Linked DNA regions of Mus musculus: region 2 is linked to region 1. Evidence: chromatin loops called from intact Hi-C (ENCODE). Cell type or tissue: heart. All regions are shown on one strand. Each heading gives the region's core, and the rest is flanking DNA. Links, peaks and the distances in the headings are about the cores only. Region 1 has its middle 19 kb from the start of Gm34983. Region 2 has its middle 64 kb from the start of Gm34921.

Region 1 (2,923 bases), core at 260-2,759:
GTTTCTTTCACTTTATCACTATGCATTTAATGCATCCATGTTTTTTTTTTCCAGTGTTTTGTTTTTGTAGCCTTAGGAAGCGGAACCTAAGCCTTCGATATGCTAGGCAAGAACTCTCCCACTGAACTGCATTCTAAGCTTGGTATTGGCTCATTTTTTTTTTAAAACAACTGAGTAAATCCCCACTCTATGTATCAGAATTTATCTATTCACTGATGAGGGACTGCATCTAAGCTTTGTTCCACTGAGTGTGGAACATTCATACTCAGGTTCCTGCATGAACACACGTTTTCAACTCCATTTACTGAGCACCAAAGAGTGACTGGTGTATCATACAGTTTGTGTTTTGCACGAAGCTGCCAAACTGTCTTCTACCATGATGGTACTATTTTGTATTGTCCCAACAATAAATGAGTTCTTGTGGTCCACACTTTTGTAGCAATTTATAGTTGTCAGTGTGTTGGGGTTTGGCCATTCTCACTGTTGCTTCAATTTTCATTACATTGGCGTCAGTAAATACACGGCATGTGTGGAGATTAATATTTACAAATGCTGCAATGAGGAATGGAGAATCCAGTTAGCAGAGTGCTAGCCTTGGCAAGCATGAGAACTTGAGTTCAGCTTCCTGGCACCCACGTATAAAGCTGGGTAAATAGATTGTGACTGTGATCAGAGTGCCAGGAACCAGCGACTAGGATGGGAAGAGGAAGGGACCTGGAACTTTTGGGTTCCAAATCATGGAGCCCCAAGATTGGTGAGAGATCTTGTTTCAAAAGTATGGCGTAAAACAGAGGTTCTTGACCTATGGATTGCAACCCCCTTTAGAGTCTAATGACCCTTTCATGGGGGTCACATATCAGATACCCTGCATGTCACATATATACATTATGATTCATAAGAGTAGCAAAATTACAATGTCCATCTCTAGCCTCCGTGGGTATACACACACACACACACACACACACACACACACACACAAACACACACACACACACACACACACATACACACACACAAACTGCCATAGTCATTAGGCATTGAAATTGCATTGTTATTTCTATGTAGAAACAAAGACCTGAATATTCATAGAATGATAAGTATTATTGTAGCCCTAAATCATTCCGTTCTTCTTTAATCGAAAAGCAAAACAAACAAACAAAACCAAAGCAGAAATCCTTGAGATGAACTCAGTACTGAGATAGTAACATGTCAAAAAGAAGGGACTAATGAGATTAGTGAGGATTGTTTTAGTTGAGTAATTAATAAGAAGGAGTGGGGGAAAAAAGCCTATCTTCAGTCGTAGCACTCAGGGCTGGTTCTTTGATCCAGAAATGGATGGGAGTAAGTAAAAAGGGATGTTCCCTCGGTAGCTTGATGATTTTGGCAACAGTCCAACCAGTGTTGCAAGAAAGGAAGCGGCCTCAAGATGAAAATCTCTTACAGGCTGGCATCTGCCCAAAGCTGAGATGTTGACAGAGAAGTGCAGGCACACCCCAAAACATCCTGATTAACTCGCAGGTGTTGTGCAAAACCCAGTGGGAAGAGGAAGACCATACTGCACCCTAGGCTGACTCTGCTGGTGGCCCTACTGGTGTGAAGAGTGCTCGATAGGCTAGAAACCCTAGGATGGTTCGGTGTTTCTGTTGTAGACTGGAGCCTTTCTCAGAGACGCATAATCTTGTTGATCTAGAAAGGATTTCGCAGAACAACTTTCCCAGTGGAATTTAGTTGTCCAGAAATTCCCTTCAAAAAATATCTCATAACACTACGCTGTATTCGGGTAGAAGGTATGTTAGCAGTAGAAGTAACTTCATGAGTTCAGTTTCAACAAATTCACTCATCACAAAGCCGATAAACCGAACGAACCAATGCTGTAATCAGAAGACGTGAAATGAGACCCGCTGGGACATGATTTGTATGGAGTATTTATCATCTTATTTGTTTTTGTATTATTTTCGTCTCTTTATACATCATGAAACAAATTGTGATCAGCATGAGATGTATTTGCGAATGGGAGGTCTCAGCAATCACCTTGTTGTCTTGTGGGTACCCTGGCTGTAGGAGAAATCTTCCTCCTGAGATCAACTGAAACCTGAGTCAAGTTGGAAATGCCAAGTCAATGCACCCAGCACTAGCTAGCATAAAGCTCTGCTGAGGTTTTGTTTATTAAACATTATGATAGTATTGTGATAGCATGCTAGCGAAAAAGTATTATTTAAAAGGTTAAAATGGCAGCCTTGGCTACCACGTTGTGTTTAAACCTCAGCTTGTTTAAATCTCATCTGGAAAGCTCTCCCATGGAACCTTAGAGAACGCTGCAGGCCGTTGGAGGAGCTGTGGTCATTATTTCTCAAGAACTAGAGTGGGCAATCCGACAAAACAAACAAGCTCAGTGCTGTTAAAGAAAATGATTTACGTTCCTTTCAGGACATGTCACAATGAGGACTGCACTATGGACTTCTCGAGCGCTTTTCTGTTTGATTTTCACGCAGAACGAATGGAACACAATGTGTAATGTTCACTAATTGCCAGTTTTATTCTGTTAGCATCTTCCTTAGGATGTGCCTAGGGGCCCAGCGATCTATTTTATTCATATGTCTTTCACCAGTTAGGTTTAAAGTCCCTTCCTAAAGTGGCCAAGCTCCTGTGTTTTCCTATTGCTGTGAGCATTAAGTAGGGAATTAATTTGCACACAGTAGGGAACTGGTTACTTACTGATTCTGCATTTAAGCTGTCTGTGAACTTATTCTCAAGCAAGCATTTACTATTGTAATGTGTGTGGTGTGGGGTATTATGCTAATGAATATTGTCAGTACATAGACTGACTCATCTATAATTTTGTGTAAAATATCATAAAACCATTTTTTATGGACTATTAACTAAAGGAGCAGGTGTTGAGTATTCACTGTTGTTCGTGTTCAGC
Region 2 (2,923 bases), core at 94-2,593, 110 kb before region 1:
TCCTCCTCTTCCTCCTCCTCCTCCTTCTCTCCTCTTCCTTCTCTTCTCCCTCCTCTTTCCTCCATCTTCTGTGGTTCAAGACATTATATTAGGGTTACTTACATCAGCCTTGGTTGTAGACCATGCTGATCTTGAATTCACTAAGACCCTCCTGCCTCTGCCTCCAGAATGGGGGATTAAAGGTGTGCATTCCCACCCCCAGTTATGCTCCATGTTTTAAAGATGGTGAACTAAAAGCTATCCAACCTCATTTTGCTAATTGAGTGTATGCTTAATTGAAAAAAAATATTAAAAACTAGGTGGCCCGTCCACATTTTGGCCAAAGGACAATCCGAAGAACCACAAAGGGGTCAGAAGTAAGTATTTATAGGTGATTTTAACAACTAAACACCTCAAAGGCAAGGGGAACCTTGTTGTGTGATTAAAACAGAACAAACACAGTCGCCTCCAGGTTGCAAGCTGGGGACCACAGGACATGAGGAACAAGCAAAATGATTAGGAGTTCAAAGTCCCCCCCCCACACACACAGCTTCCCTATGCCCTAAGAAAGACAAGAATACACATCCTTGAGTTTCTATCGTCCATTCAGAAACATTAAGAATTGGCTCCCGAAACCCTTTACAAAGACCTTAGCTTTAATAGGTTACAGGCAATAGCAACTACCTTGCTACTAAATTATATAACTAGATGTTTTGGGTTGAAACCAGAAATTTAAATAACAGGTAATGGTTTTCCTGGTAGAATATTGAGAGACATTGGTTCTGCTAGAGAGGGGCAGGCATTGGGGCTATTCAGGGTGGTAAAACCCCAGGACAGAGAATGTCCATGAATAAGGAATCCAAGGGCTGACATTTAATGTTCAAAAAGTATTTCAGAGTGACTGGTCACCTGTGGCCTGGATTATTCAACACATAATAGAACCGAGGGCAGAGATGGCTTTTGTCTCAGGAGTAATTCAAGAAACAGCTGTTCTCTTTGTTTTTTGAAGAATGGGTTCCAAGACGGGAGCACGTGCAACCAAAGGATGGTTACAGACAATCAACTGGGATCCGGAGAGAAAACATTGCAACTATGATTTATTTTTGCTCAGTAATGACAGAAGGAAGTGAAGTTTATTGGATGTGTAGGATAATCAGCACCCTGCCTTGACCTGTTTTCTGTCCTGAAGAGTGTGGAAGATTTCCAGAAATGGGGAGTGGAGTCCCACAAGATAGAAGGGAGCAGGAACCGGGCCACTGTTCCCACCCTTTTGTTTGCTTTCAGATTTCTGCAATGAGACACAGAGCCCAAGCAGGAAATTTACAGCGTATACTTGTTTAGATTGAATGAATGCCTACTGAATAGATACATACCTTGAGGAAAGACCCAAACAGAAGAACAATAAGAAGCAAGGGTGGCTATTTGCCTGCTTAGCTTTATGACAGAATCAGGCAGTGATTGAGTCAACTCTTTTACCAGCTAAGTAATAAAAAAATATTGTTTAAAATACAGACTTAAGTTCATCATTGATAAGTGGTGTCTGTGCCTGCTAGTGTGACACAAACTACTAGAGTCATTGGAGAGTCGGGAACCTCAATGGGGAAAAATTACCTCCAAATGGCTGGAGGCAAGTCAGTAGGACATTTTTCTTCGTTTGTGACTGATGGGGGAGGACCCAGACCATTGTGGATGGGGCCATGCCTGGGTTGGCCATTCTGAATTCTTTAAGAAGGCGGGCTGAGCAAGCTATGGTGAGCAAGCCAGTAATCAGCGCCCCTTTATGGTTTCTGAATTAGCCCCTACCTCCAAGTCTCAGCCTTGTTTCAGTTTCTGGTCCCCACGTCCTTCAATACTGAACAGTGATGTGGAAGTATAAGCCAACAAATGAACAAACAAAAACTCTTTTCCTCCCTACGTTGGTATGATGTTTTGACATAGCAATAATAACCCCAAGAAAGACAGTGCCCAAGTTTAAATGGTGTACTGTCCTTTTGCTACATACCCTTTTCAGGTATTATAGATATTTCATTTTCTAGCTAGAGCAAGTAAGCCACACTGGAGGAAACCAAAGCCATTTATTCTCCCATAGCTCTGAGGCTGAAAGCCCGAGATCAAGATATCAGCACTCCTGCTTGCTCCTTTCAAAGAGTCTTCCTGGCTTATAGATCGCCACCTTCACTGTCTTACCCCCAATAATTACACTCGGAGTTGCTGAGAACTTCAACATGAATAGAGGGTAGGAACTGTATTAATCAGGGTTCTCTGGAGTCACAGAACTTACAGCGTGTCTCTATATATTAAGGGAATTTATTGGAATGACTTACACTCTGCAGTCTAACTAATCCAACAATGGGCAGCTGTGAATGGGAAGTTCAAGAATCTAGTAGTTTCTCAATCCTACGAGGCTGGGTATTTCAGCTAGCCTTCTGCATAAGCCGGAATCCTGTAGAAGTAGGTTCCAACAGATGTGCTGGCAAGTAAGTGCAAGCAGATGAAGAAGCAAGCCTTCCTTCTGTCATTGTCTTTTTTTTTTTAATATTTTTTATTAGGTATTTTCCTCATTTACATTTCCAATGCTTTCCCAAAAGTCCCCCATACCCTCCCCCCCACTCCCCTACCCACCCACTCCCACTTCTTGGCCCTGGCGTTCCCCTGTACTGGGGCATATAAAGTTTGCATGACCAATGGGCCTCTCTTTCCAGTGATGGCCCTGTCACTGTCTTTATGTAGAAGATATGGCCCAGATTAAACGCATGGGATTAAGTGCATGTGCTGTCTTGCTTGGGCCTAAGCCTCTCATAACCATTATGCCTAAGGTCCAGATCAAAAGCCTGTGTCTTCCAGCCTTAAGATCTGGATCACAGGTGTGCCCTCCATTTCCAGATATAGTCAAGTTGATAACTGGGAATGGCCATCACAGGGACGGGTACAATTCAGCCCATAA

Evidence for each region. Peaks named below come from ENCODE experiments on the same cell type or tissue, not always from the same donor. Only the 100,000 strongest peaks of a DNase experiment are listed, where the experiment ranks them.
Region 2: it touches region 1 in a loop (2.0-fold over the local background); 2 of 42 quality-filtered maps call a loop at or near these places.

What each region holds. Positions count from the first base shown.
Region 1 is chr10:99,439,775-99,442,697 of GRCm38, forward strand. No RefSeq gene overlaps it. Among named protein-coding and RNA genes, the nearest start is that of Gm34983, 19 kb to the right of the region's middle. In heart, for the core only: a CTCF peak has its summit at 1,574; a DNase peak (open chromatin) is centred at 1,377.
Region 2 is chr10:99,332,965-99,335,887 of GRCm38, forward strand. No RefSeq gene overlaps it. Among named protein-coding and RNA genes, the nearest start is that of Gm34921, 64 kb to the left of the region's middle. In heart, for the core only: no CTCF peak of the experiment used is centred there; a DNase peak (open chromatin) is centred at 1,067.